Regions from separate parts of the Mus musculus genome. Here region 1 is linked to region 2. A link is a loop called in an ENCODE intact Hi-C map of the cell type or tissue named here. Cell type or tissue: heart. All regions are shown on one strand.

The links. Hi-C counts contacts between places; a loop is a spot of excess contacts. Peaks named below come from ENCODE experiments on the same cell type or tissue, not always from the same donor. Only the 100,000 strongest peaks of a DNase experiment are listed, where the experiment ranks them.
Region 1: it touches region 2 in a loop (2.2-fold over the local background); 2 of 42 quality-filtered maps call a loop at or near these places.

Annotation. Positions count from the first base shown.
Region 1 is chr19:43,749,520-43,757,519 of GRCm38, forward strand. Cox15 (cytochrome c oxidase assembly protein 15) reads right to left here and starts at 3,481. Exons shown (of 9, transcript NM_144874.4): 1 at 3,303-3,481; 2 at 1,825-2,015. The coding sequence starts at 3,392. Cutc (cutC copper transporter) reads left to right here and starts at 3,504. Exons shown (of 9, transcript NM_001113562.1): 1 at 3,504-3,701; 2 at 6,101-6,172. The coding sequence starts at 3,644. In heart, a CTCF peak has its summit at 3,895 (motif pointing right); a DNase peak (open chromatin) is centred at 3,492; H3K4me3 peaks cover 1,856 bases; H3K27ac peaks cover 1,640 bases.
Region 2 is chr19:44,066,502-44,074,501 of GRCm38, forward strand. Erlin1 (ER lipid raft associated 1) reads right to left here and starts at 3,284. Exons shown (of 12, transcript NM_001164360.1): 1 at 3,190-3,284; 2 at 2,771-2,894; 3 at 1,099-1,180. The coding sequence starts at 2,883. Chuk (conserved helix-loop-helix ubiquitous kinase) reads right to left here. Exons shown (of 21, transcript NM_007700.2): 21 at 6,833-8,000. In heart, no CTCF peak of the experiment used is centred here; a DNase peak (open chromatin) is centred at 3,290; H3K4me3 peaks cover 1,817 bases; H3K27ac peaks cover 1,487 bases.

The sequences.
Region 1 (8,000 bases), 320 kb before region 2:
ATCCACACAGGATTTTGAAACAGGAGTTCAATGAACATGAAGATAAACACACACACTTCATTAAAATTAGAAAGTAGGGGCTGAGGGCTAGAGAGATGGCTCAGCGGTTAAGAGCACTGACTGCTCTTCCGAAGGTTCTGAGTTCAAATCCCAGCAACCACATGGTGGCTTACAACCATCCTTAATGACATCTGACTCCCTCTCCTGGTGTGTCTGAAGACAGCAACAGTGTACTTACATATAAAATAAAATAAAAAAAAAAAAAGAGTTTTAAAAAAAAAGTTAAAAAAAAAAAAGTAGGGGCTGGAGAGACAGCTCATCCAATAGAGGGCTTGCCTGGACACCAGCCTCAGAACCTATGTTAAAAAAACAAACAAACCAAACCAAACAAACAAAAAACAGACACAAAAGCGTACACTTGTAATCCCAGTTCTGGGTAGGTAGAGATGAACAGACCCTTGGAACTCAATGGTCTATTGAGCAAGTTCAAGGTCAATGGCAGGCCTTGGTTCTGAGAGGGAGACGGAGACAGACCCAGGAATGAAGTCATCCTCTGACCTCTACATATGTGCAGACAGATATGGATGTGCACACACAAACTAAAAAGTATCTTCACCCAAAGGAATCCAGTTTTTTAAACTAAAGGCCAGTGCAAGAAACATACAAGATAAGCCTGGAAAACCTTATCAGATCAGAAAGCAAAGACACTTCCAAAGACCTTGTCAAAAGATGCTGGAACCTTTTTCAAGAGATTCCCACCAGTTAAGCTGGGAGATTTTAAGCAAACTATCAACACAATCCTCACAGTGTACTAAGATCTATCTAATGCGTTTAAATATATGCACTTCAGTGATCTGTTTGGTTTTATTTTATGTGCTTTAGTGTTTTGCCTGCATGTGTGTCTTCGTTACAGTGCCAGATCCCCTGGAGCTGGAGTTACAGACTGTTATGAGCTGTTGTGTGGCTGCTGGGAATTGAACCCAGGCCCTTTGGAAGAATAGCCAGTGCTCTTAACTGCTGACCCATCTCTCCAGCCCCAGTATATTATGCACTTTAAAATCCAAATCCTGTCCTTGTAACCTTTGGAGGATCTTGGCAACAGACTCATTATTTTGGAAATTAGTGAACAAAGAAAACCAGTATCCTCCTCCTGCCTTTCTCATAAAGACTATCTCCTGGGGTGATGACAACACAAACTACCATTTTGGAATTCTCACGAAATAATGGATTCAGGCAATAGTAATCAAGTCAGCTGAATAATGGATTCAGGCAATAGTAATCAAGTCAGCTGAAGTCCCCAACAGATCCCGGAGTGAATGCTGCATCACCTAGGCAATGTTCTGTCCCCTCATTCCCAATCTGAATCTAATAAACAACTACTCATTTAAAGGACAAAGGATATGTTAACCATCACCAGATAGTCCCTGGTTACTTTGGGTAACCACAGGACAAATGACTTGGTCTTGTACAATAATAACAGAGCTATAATAAATACATAAAAGTAAAAGATGTTAGAGGAAGGGAAAGCCTAAATCCATAAAGTCAGTTTATAGATATTAAGACAACCTAAGAGATACATGAAGCGGCTGTGATTTATGTATGATCTTAACACTGGAGAGGTAAAAATATATAGAAACAACGCCCAGCAACAGTTAAGACTGAAACTGGTCCTGATAATGAAACTCCTACTAATAAAAAGCCAACCTGTTCTAAGGCAGAGCAGGCTACCAGTTTCCCCATCTGTAATGGAGCGAGCTAGAGTAGATGAGGCCCAACGCTCCCTTTTTGGCTGATAACCTGATTCACCAAGAGTAAATGACTCACCTGGTCACTCCTCCCAGAATAACTGCTCCAGCCACTGTCCCACTGCACACCAGAAGCCATCGGCCCACCGCCCGCTCGGCTGCCCTCGAAGGAAGGGACACTGTCCCTTTTCCGGATTGCAGAGCCACTTCAGTGATGGTGCTGTACTGTCCTGGCCTCAGAGGACGCTGGCTGCCACAGCTGCTGCCACACTAAGGAGCAAGACAGAAAATCGTAACTGAAGAATCTGCTACCAACACTTATCCTCAATTTAACTGGAGTAAAGCCCCTGTAAGGCTGCATTTCACAGCTACCGCTCTGGTTAATCACCGACTCTCATCTGCACTACTGAGCCCTTTCTTACTGGGTTCTCAGTCTCTAAATGTGCTATTCCCTCCCACACACTTCCATTTATACTACCCACTGGAGATCGGGGCTGGCATCGTTATGCCCCAGACTTTCCTGGATCTTACAACAGGTTACTGTCACAGCACAAAGTACCTTCCCTACCACAAGCCTTAACACACAGTCATGTATCAGGTGATCTGTCCCTATGCCCCACTAAGCTGGGAGCTCTTCCTCTTGCTCCCTTTGTAGTACTGGGTCCTTACACAGCAAGACCTAATACATATTTGGTACTCGAACTAACAATTGAATGAACTGACTCCTCAAGGGCAGGCACTATGTGGGCATATTTTTTTTTCCAGGAACATAACAAACTCTAGAATTCTCTGGTTTCTCTTCACACCATAAAGATCTTTCACCTTTTACTACTGATTATCAGAGAAGAGAATACATGTCTTCTTTTGAGTCTAACACTAAGAGCAAAAATATGTTGGCCGGGCGGTAGTAGCGCACACCTTTAGTCCCAGCACTCGGGAGGCAGAGGCAGGTGGATTTCTAAGTTCAAGGCCAGCCTGGTCTACAAAGTGAGTTCCAGGACAGCCAGGGCTACACAGAGAAACCCTGTCTCGAAAAACCAAAAAAAAAAAAAAAAAAAAAAAAGTATGTTCAGTTTCCTACTTCTAAGTAACTGGGTATCTTAGACAAGCAACTTAAAGTAAGTCTCAATTTCCTTCACTGTGGAATGGGGCTACATAGGAGTTCCTGACTGCCTGGTGGCTTTTAGCAAAAACCAAATGTGCAAATAAATGCATAAATAAATAAAATAAAAAGAAAAGAAAAATTACTGAGCCTTTATCACGTGCTAAGGGTTTGATGTATATTTAAAATTTTAATCCTTACAAACACCTTGTGTAACAGGTCGTTCTCCCATTCTACAGAAAAGGAAATTGAAACTTAAAAGCTAAGTAAATTGGTCAGTCATACACAGCAGTGGGTAATATTTCCGGATCCGCATTCAGGGAGGTGTCGGGACACAAGGAAATATGTCCTGAAATGAGAAGGCGAGCCGGACTTGCAGGGCGGTCCGTTTACTTTATCCTGGCCTTTTTTATCCCAGCCCGGCTTCCGTGATCCGAGCCAGCAGGAGTGGGTACCTGTGTTCTGGACGCCACCCTAGGGACCAGGAGCCCGACATTGCGGCTCCCCGTCAAGGCCCTCAGGGACGGAAGGAGCAACCGTTGCATGCTGACAGTACAGCGCCACTGCCGGAGCGCCCCAGCGAGCTGCGGTCCGCTTCTCCGCTCCCGAAAGAACAAGCACTTCCGGGTCAGGCGTCGTGCGCGCCCCCTCGCGCTAGGTTGGCCACTGCGCGTGCACGCACGACTCCCTGGGAGGCTGCCGGGCACGGGCGTCGGGGACGCGCCTCCTCCGTCGCTCGCGCGGCCGCGGGGACTCAGTGGAAACCGAAGGCGAGCGAGGGAGGAACGCGGGAAGCATGAAGAAAGGGGCTTCTTGCGAGCGGAAACAGGCGTGGATATCGTCGGGGAAGGCGGGTGCGGAAGGTGGCGGGGCAGGGGGGCGGTCGGCCGGTGGACCCCGGGGTGGGTCCCGGCTTGCCAGGCTTTCCCGCGGTCGAGTTTCTCAGTGCTCCGGAGTCCCGGGCAGTCACGCAGTCCCTCAGCTGCTCCTGGATCCCCGCCAGTCTCGCAAGTGCCCTCAGCGTCCCGCCGCCCCTAGGGCCACAAGAGGGCACCATACCACCTCCCTGTCTCTGTGGTAGATAATAAAAGTGTGGTGACAGCTCTACAACCTAGAGCTGCCACCGAGGGTGGCGAGTGGGATCCGTTCCCACAGCCATTGCGTAACAGATGACTGGTTGCTTCCTGCGGGAGATATGCCTATTAATATGTCAAGACAAATAACTTTTATGAAGGATAAATATCCCTAAACAAAACAGCAAAAGGGGCAATGCTCTGTATTTTGCAAATCTCTTTTAATATCTCACTTGATGGAAGGTAGTTGGATTCTCATACCTGTCTCAGCGTGTTTAAGTGTTCTAAAGCTGCAGTCCGCTCCCAAGAGGCAAATACAGACACAGACTCCCCAAAGCCATCTGGAGTCTCTAACTTTGAGCACTACTGCTTCAAATGTCTTTTTTGATCCCTACTTTTTGCTTTTTGCTCAGGCTCCTGTTGCAACAGTTTGTAGACATTCCCATACTTTTGTATGGAGCTCCTGATACTCCTTCAGCATCTTCAGCCCCACTGGTGGGGCTGTTACCAGATTTGTGGAGTTACTGTATTGTTGTTTACGACCATTGGTTAATGTTTGAATCCTAATCTATGGGACTGATAGTCTTTTATTAAATCAATGACTATTGCAACTTATTAGGAGGTGACAGATTTTTGTTTGTTTCTCCAAGTAATCTTTCATCATAAAAGCAATATCAGGTAGAAGAAGTCAAGCAATATAGAAAGGTAAAAATAATTCCAAATTCATTGCCCAGGAGTAACCACTATTAGAATGTGGTGACTGTTCTCGCAGAGATCAATACATGAAGCATGAATTAAACACTTTAAAAGTGTGTTGGTAATTATTGTGTGGGGGTGGGTACATGTGCCATAGTAAGTGTGTGGAGGTCTGAGGACAGCTTTGTCGAGTTAATTCTCTCCTTCCAACTTTAAATACATTCAGGGAATGAGCTCAGGTTGTCAGACTTGCACAGTAAGTAGCTTTACCCATTGAGCCATTTTCTAGGCTCCAACATTTAAAACTGATAACTAAAAGTGAGTTATATGGGCTGAAGAGATGGCTCAGCGGTTAAGAGCACTGACTGCTCTTCAATTGAACCTGAGTTCAATTCCCAGCAACTACATGGTGGCTCACAACCATCAGTAATGGGATCTGATGCCCTCTTCTAGTGTGGGTCTGAAGACAGCTGCAGTGTATTCATATAAATAAAAATTAAATAAATCTTTTTTAAAAATGAGTTATACATTTAACTTGCAGGAAAACCCCAAAGCTGCTAACACCACACTTTTTATTATCAACATATGAATCTGTAATTCAGATTTTACTGTATATTTGACTTGTTAGCATGGTAGGACCGACCTTTGCTTTCTGAGAGGTGACTATAAAGAATCCTTATAATGACCTTATTAAGGAACTTCACGTCAACTATAACGACCAGATGTTTATCTCATAAATAAGAGGTGAAACTAGGGGTTTAGTGAGAAATATATAAACTCAAGTTATTGGAGTTCAAAAGAAGTAGATAAAAGTTTCTACTTTGGGAGGAAAAAAAAAAAACGTGGAAATGTGACTTGGTATGGTCCTTGGAAAAGTTTAGCATTCGAAGATTAAACTAGAAGGGTTTTGTCAACTGAGATAGTATAATCATTGGCAAAAATGGAGACTGAAGGGAATGAGTCATAAAGAGGAAACCCTGTATCTTAATGGGTTTGAATGCTTAGTATGAGAGCCTTTATGTAAGTTATCTCAGTGTTCAGTACCCTGAGGTAGGAACTGAAGCCCACTCTTGTTTTATAGAAAATGTAAGTAACTTGTCTGGGATCACACAGGGAATAAAGTAGTGGGACCAGGGTTTGAAATCCAATTCTCGTTTTTTATAACGCCTGGCATTGAGAAACACTCTGAGAGTCTGAGCTGGGATACACGGGGATGAGGTCTCTGTGTTAGGGAGATTAGTGTCCCATTTACTGTGTAGTAAAGATGGTTTCAGTTTGGTTTCTTATGTGTGTGTCTGTATATCTATTTCATGGTCTAGAGATGTCAATTTTAATGAATGACATTTTACCACATAGATGGGCCTTAGTGCATCAATTTATTATTCTATTGCACATGTGAATTCAGGCAGCAAAATTATGAAGTATTTATGGGAGATTTGTATTAATTGCTAGTTCCTTCAAGAATGTCTGTTCATATATTTTAGGAGCAGGAAATGGATTTCTTATGGAAGTGTGTGTAGATTCGGTGGAGTCCGCTGTGAATGCAGAAAGAGGAGGTAAGGAAAACTAGATGATACATGATGGCTGGCAACCTTTTGAGAGTCTGAAAATGAATCCTATGAACTGACCTCAAAAGCTTTGCACGTGGGAGGCTACAGCAGAAGTGCCACTATGAGTTCCATGTGAGTTATTGAGACTCCATTAAAAAAATTTAAAAAGCCTTGTCATCTCTCCAATAGCAACAGTCCTTTCAGAAACAACTAACTAGAAAACCTACTGAAGAGCTTGGTGTGGTGGTGCGTGCTTACAGTCCCAGCATGGTCTAATCTGTCTAATCTCCCCATTCCCCAAGCAGGCCACATTTCAAGTCAAGTGTCTATAATCCTGCTAACTCATTAACATGATTATTTTATTGCACTTGACACAAATTTAAAAGTTTGAAAGAGTTTAAAGATCTCTTAGGGGTCTGAGCATAAGAGTTTAGTTTGGCTCCCAGTTTGAAGCACTGAAGGCATGGCAGCAGAGCGTGGTGAGACAGCTGTGTCTGTGTCTTACATTGTGTCTGTAGTCAGGAAACAGAAATGGATGCTGGTGCTCAGTTGGCTTCCTCTCTGTTTTTGGTTTGGAACTCCAGCCTATGAAATAGTGCTACCCACATACAATGTGAATCTTTACTTCTCAGTGAAACTTCTCTGGAAACTCCCTCAAAGATGCACTCAAGAGATGTGTCTACTAGGGGAATCCTAGTCTAGTCAAATATGTGTTTTAATCTATCATAGTTATTTTATTTATTGGTGCTTATAATGTCCTATCTTTGGCTTGTGAGAGCCTTGTTGCTGAGACCTTTTAATACAATCCCAGTAGTCTGAAAGTTCCTTCCCTATCACCATTCCCTTCATCTCAAAATTACCTTGATAGATACTCCAAAGTAACTGGTTTGCTTTTTAAAGCTCTGAGGAATGAGGAATGTTTTGAAACCTTGATGTTACTTTCTACTCTTTTCTCCTAATACTGCCTTTATTCCCTGTCCACAGCAACTCTTTAATATTTTTAAAATTAATTTATTATTATTATTATTATTATTTTGGTTTTTCAAGACAGGGTTTCTCTCTATAGCCCTGGCTGTCCTGGAACTCACTCTGTAGACCAGGCTGGCCTTGAACTCAGAAATCTGCCTGCCTCTGCCTCCCAAGTGCTAGGATTAAAGGCGTGTACCATAACTGCCCGGCTTACTTTTTATTCTTTAATCCCTTTCTACAGTCTAGACTTCATCCCCCTCCCAGTCTCCCCCCCATCCCATCCCTCCTCCCCTCCCCCTCTCCTGTCTCCAAGAGTATGTCCCCACCCCTACCCCACTAGACCTCCCCGCTCCCTGGGGCCTCAAATCTCTTGAGGGTTAGGTACATCTTCTTTCACTGAGGCTAGACCAGGAAGTCCTCTTCTGTATATGTGTTGGGGGCCTCATATCAACTGTTGTATGCTGCCTGGTTGGTGGCTCAGTGTCTGAGAGATCTCTGAGGTCCAGGTCAGTTGAGACTGCTGGTCTTCCCCTGGAGCCACCTCCTCCTCAGCTTCTTCCAGCTTTTCTCCAATTCAACCACAGGGGTCCCCAGCTTCTGTCCATTTGTTGGATGCTAGTATATGCATCTGACTCTTTCAGCTGCTTGTTGGGTCTCTCAAAGGGATACCATGCTAGGCTCCTGCCTATAAACACACCATAGCATCAGTAATAGTGTCAGGCCTTGGATCCTTCCCTTGAGATGGATCCCAATTTGGCCCTGTCGCTGGACCTTCTTTCTCTCATGCTCTTCTCCATTTTTGTCCCTGCAGTTCCTTCAGACAGGAACAATTCTGTGTCAGAGCTTTTGACTGTGGTGGCAACCC
Region 2 (8,000 bases):
CATCAGCAACCGATGATCAGAAAATGGGTACAAAGTACCAGTCACTGGGCACATCTGTCACACCAAAACATTTAGAAAGAGTAATATAAAATAATTGTTCTAAGGGAAAAGGTTTTATAACCTAAAACATTTCTCTTTTTTCTTTTGTTTAAAAATATATCAATTCATTCTATTACAGTGATACTAAGTGTTAATTGTATTGCTATACATAAGATACGGTTTTAAAAAAGAACCTTCAAAAGTGTGAGTCAAATATGGGAAGCCAATCTGGAAATCATTGTGACTAGAAAAAGAACCCGGGCCTCACCACGTTCACCAGCTTCGCCAGGCCTCACTTTAATAGGCACAATACTTCCGTAAGCCATTGAGAAGGGACAGAAAAGAAACCAAGGAGAACTGGCTATTCACAGTTGCTCTCACTTAGCACAAAACTGAAGGCTAACATGAGAATATGAATAATACCGACTTCTCCTGTTTCCTGAAAACTCTGCAGCAGATTTGAAATAAAACTGAATTCAAACATTTATGATCCCACTGAGGTTACAGAATCAGCGAGAACCCAATCCTGCTCTGCATTCTTGTGATGTCAGAGTTATTTATTAAGTACGGCCTAGGACCATGATACTTTTTGCAAGAACGAGATTTGTATTTCAAACATTCTGAAACACTGTCAAAGTACCACATTCATTCAGGTGCCTCATAAATTTGCATTTAATTTACCAAGCAAAAATGTGAGGCTGAAAAGCTGTGTATTGAAATGTATTCCTCCATGTTAGCAGTAGGCTGGGAGCCTGCCTCTGTAGAAACCAAACAGTTCTAAACCAAGGTATCACTAATTTGTATTCCTAATTGTGTTTTCAATTCTTCTTTTGTTTTGACTTCAGTAACAGAAAACCTGCTAATACCATTAGCCAGAAGGCAGTCTTGGCAAGGCAGTTTGACATCATGACTTGTGCTGTGACAGTTGTACTATGAACTTTCACTTCCCATCTGAGTAAATACCAACGTTTGCTTAAGCAATAAGGAACTCCGTCTCCACCCACCAGTGCGGTAACTCCTGTCACACCTGTCTATCTGGAATCCCTAGGAGTCACTCACCTGCACAGATCTGAATGTTGTAATGAAAGGCAACATGATATGATAGCCTGGTCCACTGGGGCTCGTTAGCAAAGCTCCTCCCCTGCAAAAAGACGTTCCAGTTGACAAAACTGTTCGGATCTCTTTTCAACTTAAAATGCTATAACAAACATTCACTCATATTCATGTTACTAACCTACTACCCTCACAACAGAGTGACTCAACAACTGCTACTTCAAACATCCATCACATTTAAAAGTGTGAAAATGCATCCAAGTCCACTGCCAATATTGCACCCTGTTTCATAAGCTCCACCAACCACACCTCTGCGTCTCTAGCACTGCTCTTGGGTTCAAAAGATCCTCTCTGGTCTTTAGTTTGCCGATAAATACTTATGGAAAAAATTCTAATGACTCTCAATTAATGACACATAACAAGAGACAAATCAAAACAATACATTTAATCGCTAAGTTTAAAAAAGGAAAAAACCAAACTTTCAAGGAAGAAGAAACTTTCTGAGGCTAATGGTTCTTTCAATACATGAGTCCAATCCTAGGGGGATGGTTTCTGTCTAAAGGTAACAAAAACCTAGCATGGAAAGACAGACAGCGAAAGGGTTGAGTTGACAGCTGAGAGAGGGGCTTGTTTATCAAACTCTGTAGTATGTGAACGGTGAAAGCACCCCCTGCAAATTTGGGACAAATACAACACAAAGTCCTACTTTACACAACGAATAGTAAGTTCCCACAACATTCATCCTTGTCCTAAGTCATAACTCAAAAGATGAACCTTTGCAGGTTCATTAGTCATTTTTTTTGGAGTGGTATCTCCGTATGTTCTCTTCGTGGTTTTCCTGTCAGAAGGACAGTGATAAACTGGATGGAAATGTGGTCCAGGCTGGTATTTCTTATGCTAGAACTCCATCTGTTAAGACATACCACCAAAAGTATGTATTTTCTAGGATTCTGGACTGATCTAAAAGTAGAAATACCAGTTTAGGGGGCATGATGGAAATATTCAAAAATCTGCTTGTTTCAGAATAAACCACTATCCCAAGTTGTCCACAAACTGGCTTCTCTTCCCAGCTTATACCACGAGGACCTGGTGGGAAGTTAGACTTGATTTATGCCAAATCAGGTGGATGGCAACTGAGTCCACACTCTTTTTCACCTTGACTTGAAAAAAAAAAAGTGAGAAAAGTGGCCTGCAAATGTGGTTTTTGTCTCTTGGCCTTTAGGGATATATGACATTGCTCTGGTCATGAAGACTTTGGGGGACATAACCAGACAATGGGAGATTTTTTAATGAAGAAGAAAAAACCCAACTTAGTGTTGGGGAGAACTGTCTTTATGTAAGACAGAGATCCGGAAAAAATCCACAGCGGCAAACTAAACACCTGTGCAGTTGTGCGGACTATGAGAAGTCATCTCGGTTGCAGTGACTACTTCCGTGCCCCCTAAGGTGTCTTCAATTCTGTACAGAACGAACTTGGCACTAAACTGCCCCGACAACGGAAAAGTGCCCCGCCAAAGGTTAACTCCCGGCAGCTGGGATGAAACCACTTCCCAGGCAGGGCTGGAAGCAGCTCCCCTGACGCCGCGGAAAAGAGCAACTTCCCAGACTTCGCTGTGACCCATTGGACCCTTCCACTGTGCTTCTAGAACCATCGCGGGCTGCACAGGGCGGCGCTCACCTGTAGTACACGGCCAAGTGTCCCTCTTCGATCTTGTGGATGGAGGCGTACAGGAGGATCGCCACCAACCCCACCACTGCAGCCACCAGAAGCCGGGCTTGAGTCATATTCATCCTTGTTCCTCCTGAGCATGGGGAGAAGAGGAACCTCAGTCCGTTGAGTGACAGGCCAGTCCCCACCCAGGGAAGAGCCCGCGTACGGTCGCGGGCGGCTGAGGCGGGAAGCCCCGCGCTCCGGCCCCGGGCTCTCTCTCTCTCTCTCTCAGCTAAGCGCTCCCCTCGCCAACCCCCTGCGCGGGTGCCCCCGGCTCGGCGTACGTCGTGACACCTCTTCCCCGACTCCCCAAGCGTTAGGTCCCGACTGAGGGCGGCCTTGATCGCAGGCACTCGGAGGACCGCGACCCCCGAGCCTCGCCTCACCGGTCAGTGACGCATCGCCCCCGCCCGCACGTGCAGCCGCCACCCGGCCCCGCCAACTGCTGCCAACAGCCGGCCCCGCCCACCTGCCCGGTACTGCGGCTGCGCGGGGACGCAGGCGACGCAGCCCCCGCCCGCGACTCGCGAGACGGTGCGCGGGCGGGACAAAATTGGCCCCGGGTGCGCGCACAGTGTAGTGATTCTAAGTGCCCAGACGAGGACCAAGTCTCCTGGGGTGGGTCACTCGGACAGACGCTGGTTGAGGCATGCTAGTGCACAGGACCAGCCCCTCAGTGTAGGAGTTGTTCCTGCATCCTTTTGTGGTTCGTCCCTAGTCCAACTGGCAAGCACATTCTCCAGGTACACACCCTGCACTAGGGAAACTACCAGACCAGTCTCAAGGAATCAGGGGTTCGAGTTCAGAAGAGGAAGCTATTCAACCAGAATTAACCATTCAGACTTGGCCTGAATATTTATTTTGTGCCAGAATGCTACACCAGAGTGCTTTCTGAAAGCCACCCAGAAACAGGATCAGAATGATATATGTATGTTGAATGTGGAGGTCGGGATTGTCTTGTAGGCCAAAATGAGTAGTGAACGCTTGAGTTTTCATGACGGCGATAAGGTTGAAAGGAGTTGTATGGCAAGATAGGCTAGAACCAGATTTACAAAGTCTAGGATCCATTTTTCTGCTGATAGAGAAAATGTATGACAAGAAGACAGTGACTTCATTTATGGCTGTTAGGCCTGCATGCATGTCAGTCACTATCTGTGTGCCTGGTGCCCTCAGCAGTCACAAGAGGGCATTGAATCCCGTGGAACCAGAGTTAAAGGCTGTTGTGAACTGCCACATCGGTGCTGGGAATCGACCTTTTTTTTTTTTCACTGTATTTTAACATTCTATACCACGTGGACCTGGTGAGATAGCTCAGTGGGTAGAGGAGTTTGTGAACTCCTGAGGACTTCATTTTCACCCTAGACCTCACACAGAAGTGAAAAGCAGAGAACTGACTCCACAAGTTGTCCTCTGATCTCCACACATAAAGGTCCATGCCCCACACCACACACCAACACACACAATAATTAATAATCATAAAAGGTTTAGGGAATAAACCCACACCATGTGCATGTATTACAAAACAAAAACTAAAAGGAAAGGGTAGAGTTTAGAGATATAGGGACACATGGGAAATAAGGGCATTCTATTTCACTAAGGGCAGAGACAACTAGAAAAGGTTAACAAGGTTGGAAGGATTACCAAACTCCTGTGCAGGAAAATACCAGAAAGCAGTGCTTTTGGGGCATTGTATCTGTAACTGGCTGAGAGTGAAGACAGACAGGAAACTGGGAAACGGATATACAACAGCAAATACAAGGTTATGTATGATGCTAGTAACAAAGAGAATGACAGGCAAGAGAATCAATTCAGGCCTTTGTAAGAGCAAATCTAGCCACACCCCTTCAATACATGCACTAACCTGTATCGTGCATTTGATTTTTATTACCACGGAATGTATGGGACCTTGTTTGTTGCAGACCAATATTACAGTTTAGCTATTTTCATCTCCTCTGGTCCCCTTTGTTGGTATTCTGTCTAAGCTCCACTCTTACAGTTCCTGGCAGCAGCCACATATGCTCCCCCACCACCCCCCAGTTACCTGGCAACAGCCAGGTAGGCGTGGCCCCATAAAAGGGGCTGCTTGGCTCCTCCTCTCACTCTTAAGCTCTTGCCTCTCTTACCTCTTGCCTCCTTGTTTCCCATCCCGTTCCCCTGCCCCCCTCCAGGTGGCCATGGCCTGTCCCTACTTCTCTACTCTCTGCCATTCTCTGCCTCTACTACCCTCTTAACTCCCCTCCCCGTGCCCTAAATAAACTCTATTCTATACTATATTGGTGTGTGTCTGGTCCCTCAGGGGGAGGGGATGCCTTGGCAATGGGCCCGCTGAGGCACCCCCTTCCCCAACATTGTGCCAGAACATATTCTTATAGCTCTTTCTCTTTTTATGATCACAACACCCTTCCCCTGCCAAAAAAAAGCAGGTCGTGGAAGCACATGCCTGAAATCCCAGCCGGGAAGTGGAGGCAGGAAGAGTGAGTTTCAGGCCAGCCTGTCTCAGAAACAAAACAGAAAGAGAAAAAGAAGCTGCAGATAGAGATTAGCAGTAGAGCTCTCACCCAGTACCATGCTGGGCTTGATGGGAGAGTTGGGGGCACAAACTTGGTTTGGTCTAGTATCTGTGCTTTCCGAGTTTATTCTTCGTTCCTCGTAATGTTGCCTATAGAATAAAGTATATACAGTTGATAACTTATGATTTTAATTCTGAAAGTTGCTACTGAACAAAAAATAAGAGTGGTTTACTAATTTTTCAGAAGTAGGTTTGGGGTGATCTTATATTTTCTGCTTCATATCAACCTGTCTAAATCATGTAGATTAGAAGGTCCTAACATCACTTGTGTTCCATCAAAATAAACCTCCAAATCTGGCAAATCCTTGTGCCAATGATTGTGATAGTTAAAAACAAATGCATGATTTCTGGGAAAAAAAAAACTTACACATTAAGACTCCATTATTGAATTGTCAGTTTTAACTTTCGTGAGGCGGTGCACGCACTCCTGAGAGGGAGGCAGAGGACGGAGTGTTAATAAAGTTTGAAGCTAGCCTGGTCTACATAGGGAGTTCTAGGCTGCCCAGTGAGATCCTGTTTTAAAACAACAGAAATAAAACCAGAAGTTCTTCTGACCTTTGCATATAGGTTAATATCTTCTGAGCAAATAGCACCCAATGAATGTTTTTTTTTATTATTATTAAGAGTCTCTAGACTCTAGAGCTAATGAACGGAGAGTTTGCCTATCATTCAGCTGACAGGGATGGAATTACCATCTGTAAAGAAACCTTGACACCTGATGATTTAAAAGACAGAAGATAGCCATGTACATAGATGTACAAGACAGCCATGTATGCTACACACCCGTAGCTAAGACTTGGGAGATTAAAGAGAGATGGCAAGTGTGGACTAGACTTGGTTAATAGTGAGACCTTGTCTAAAAACCAAACCCAAAGATAAAGACAACTCAGCTTCAGGTGCAAGGAGAATGGCAGCATAATAAAATGGGATGGGAGGAGTGTATAATCGGTGTAAATGATGAGTCTTAATGTTTTTAGACACATAGAGTAGTACTAGTACGTCCTAGGTAAAAACATTACAGTAAGGAAGTTCCTTAACTCTTCCCAGTAAGTCTATTTAATTCTAGAAGGAAGTACACGGTTGGGGACATGACTTGATCAGTAAAGTATATGATTTGTAGGTAGGAGGATCTGAGTCTGGTTCCTCAGAATGCATGTAAAATGCCAGGCATGGTGGAAGCCACCTGTAGTGGCAAAGACAAGAAGACCCTGTGACTCACAGTCCACCCAACCTACCTTAATTGATAAGCTCCAGGCCACTGATATACTCTCAAAAAGTAGGGCAATATTCCTGAAGACTATCCCCACAGTTGTCCTCTGGCTTCCACACATGTGCGCACACACAAATAACAAAGGATAAAAAAATCTATCCTGTCACTAGTGCTCCTAACCTATCACATGACCCTTTACATTTTCTCAAACCATATTAGCCTATGGTATTAAAATGAGTAGAGATTCAAAATAATTTTAAAATCATTTAATATGCAAAGTGAAAAACTAGAATATAAAAGCATTTCACATTTTTTCAAACAAAATAACATCTTCTAAGTTATTTAACATAAGGCAGAGAACCGCAGTCTTTTATCTGAAACCCTTAAGTCTAGATGTTTCAGAATGAGAACTGTTCAGATTTTAGAAAGGTAATTCAGTGCATACGCCACACTACATCAACCTTCAAGAGAGCCTGTGGCAGCACATCCCAATAATCAAACACATAAATCAATGAATATTCACACTAAATGGGATAAGCAGATCCAGTGTCAGATCAGAATAGATACCTTGTTTTCAGAACTTGGATTCTGAGACTGTAATTACAGATAAAGGAATGCAGACCCTTTGGAATTTGTATGACAAGACATAAAAGATTGTTTAAACAAGTAACCCATTTTTACAAATGCAAAAACAATACAACCTTCAAATACATTATAAATTAACAGGCATCTTCTCTTTGATATTATTAAATGTACACCTTAAATACATATACATATAGCACACAACACAATTCATTATGGTCAGCTGATATCAAAGGCACAAAAGTCCAACCCCTTACACAGGAAAAGGACTCTATTAAATGTGTGATTAAAGATGGGATTCATCTGACTCCATGTGATGCCATGAAGAACACTTGCTGAGAGCAACACAAGGAGGCTGGGCTTAGTCTTCAGGAAGAGCAATTTTACTTGTCAGCAGTCTCTTCCACAGAAAACCCATAGATAAAACTTTACTTCAAATGAACACTGGGTGAATTTTTCATTCCTGTATACTAATACCATGTTGGGCCTTATGCCGAAAATTTAGGCCTTTAGAAGATTATCTTTTTCATCAGCTAAACTAGTAGTAGTATTTTTCCAATTTTATAAGATAAGCAGGTCACTAATGATCTCCCTCATTAGTTGCGGTGTTAAAAAGAATAATTAATTTCACTAATTTGCTATAAAATTCTATCTGTTCAGAGATCATAATTATTAGAAACAAACAAAACACCAAGCTACTGTGCTTGTAAAGTCACTCGTAGTTTCCGATCACAGCCATCTCCTCACGGACTGGTAAGTGAGGAATGGCTTCAGCAAGTAAAGATGACTTTGGAGTAAATGACAAAACAGCTTCGTAGGCTCCAGGACAGTAAACG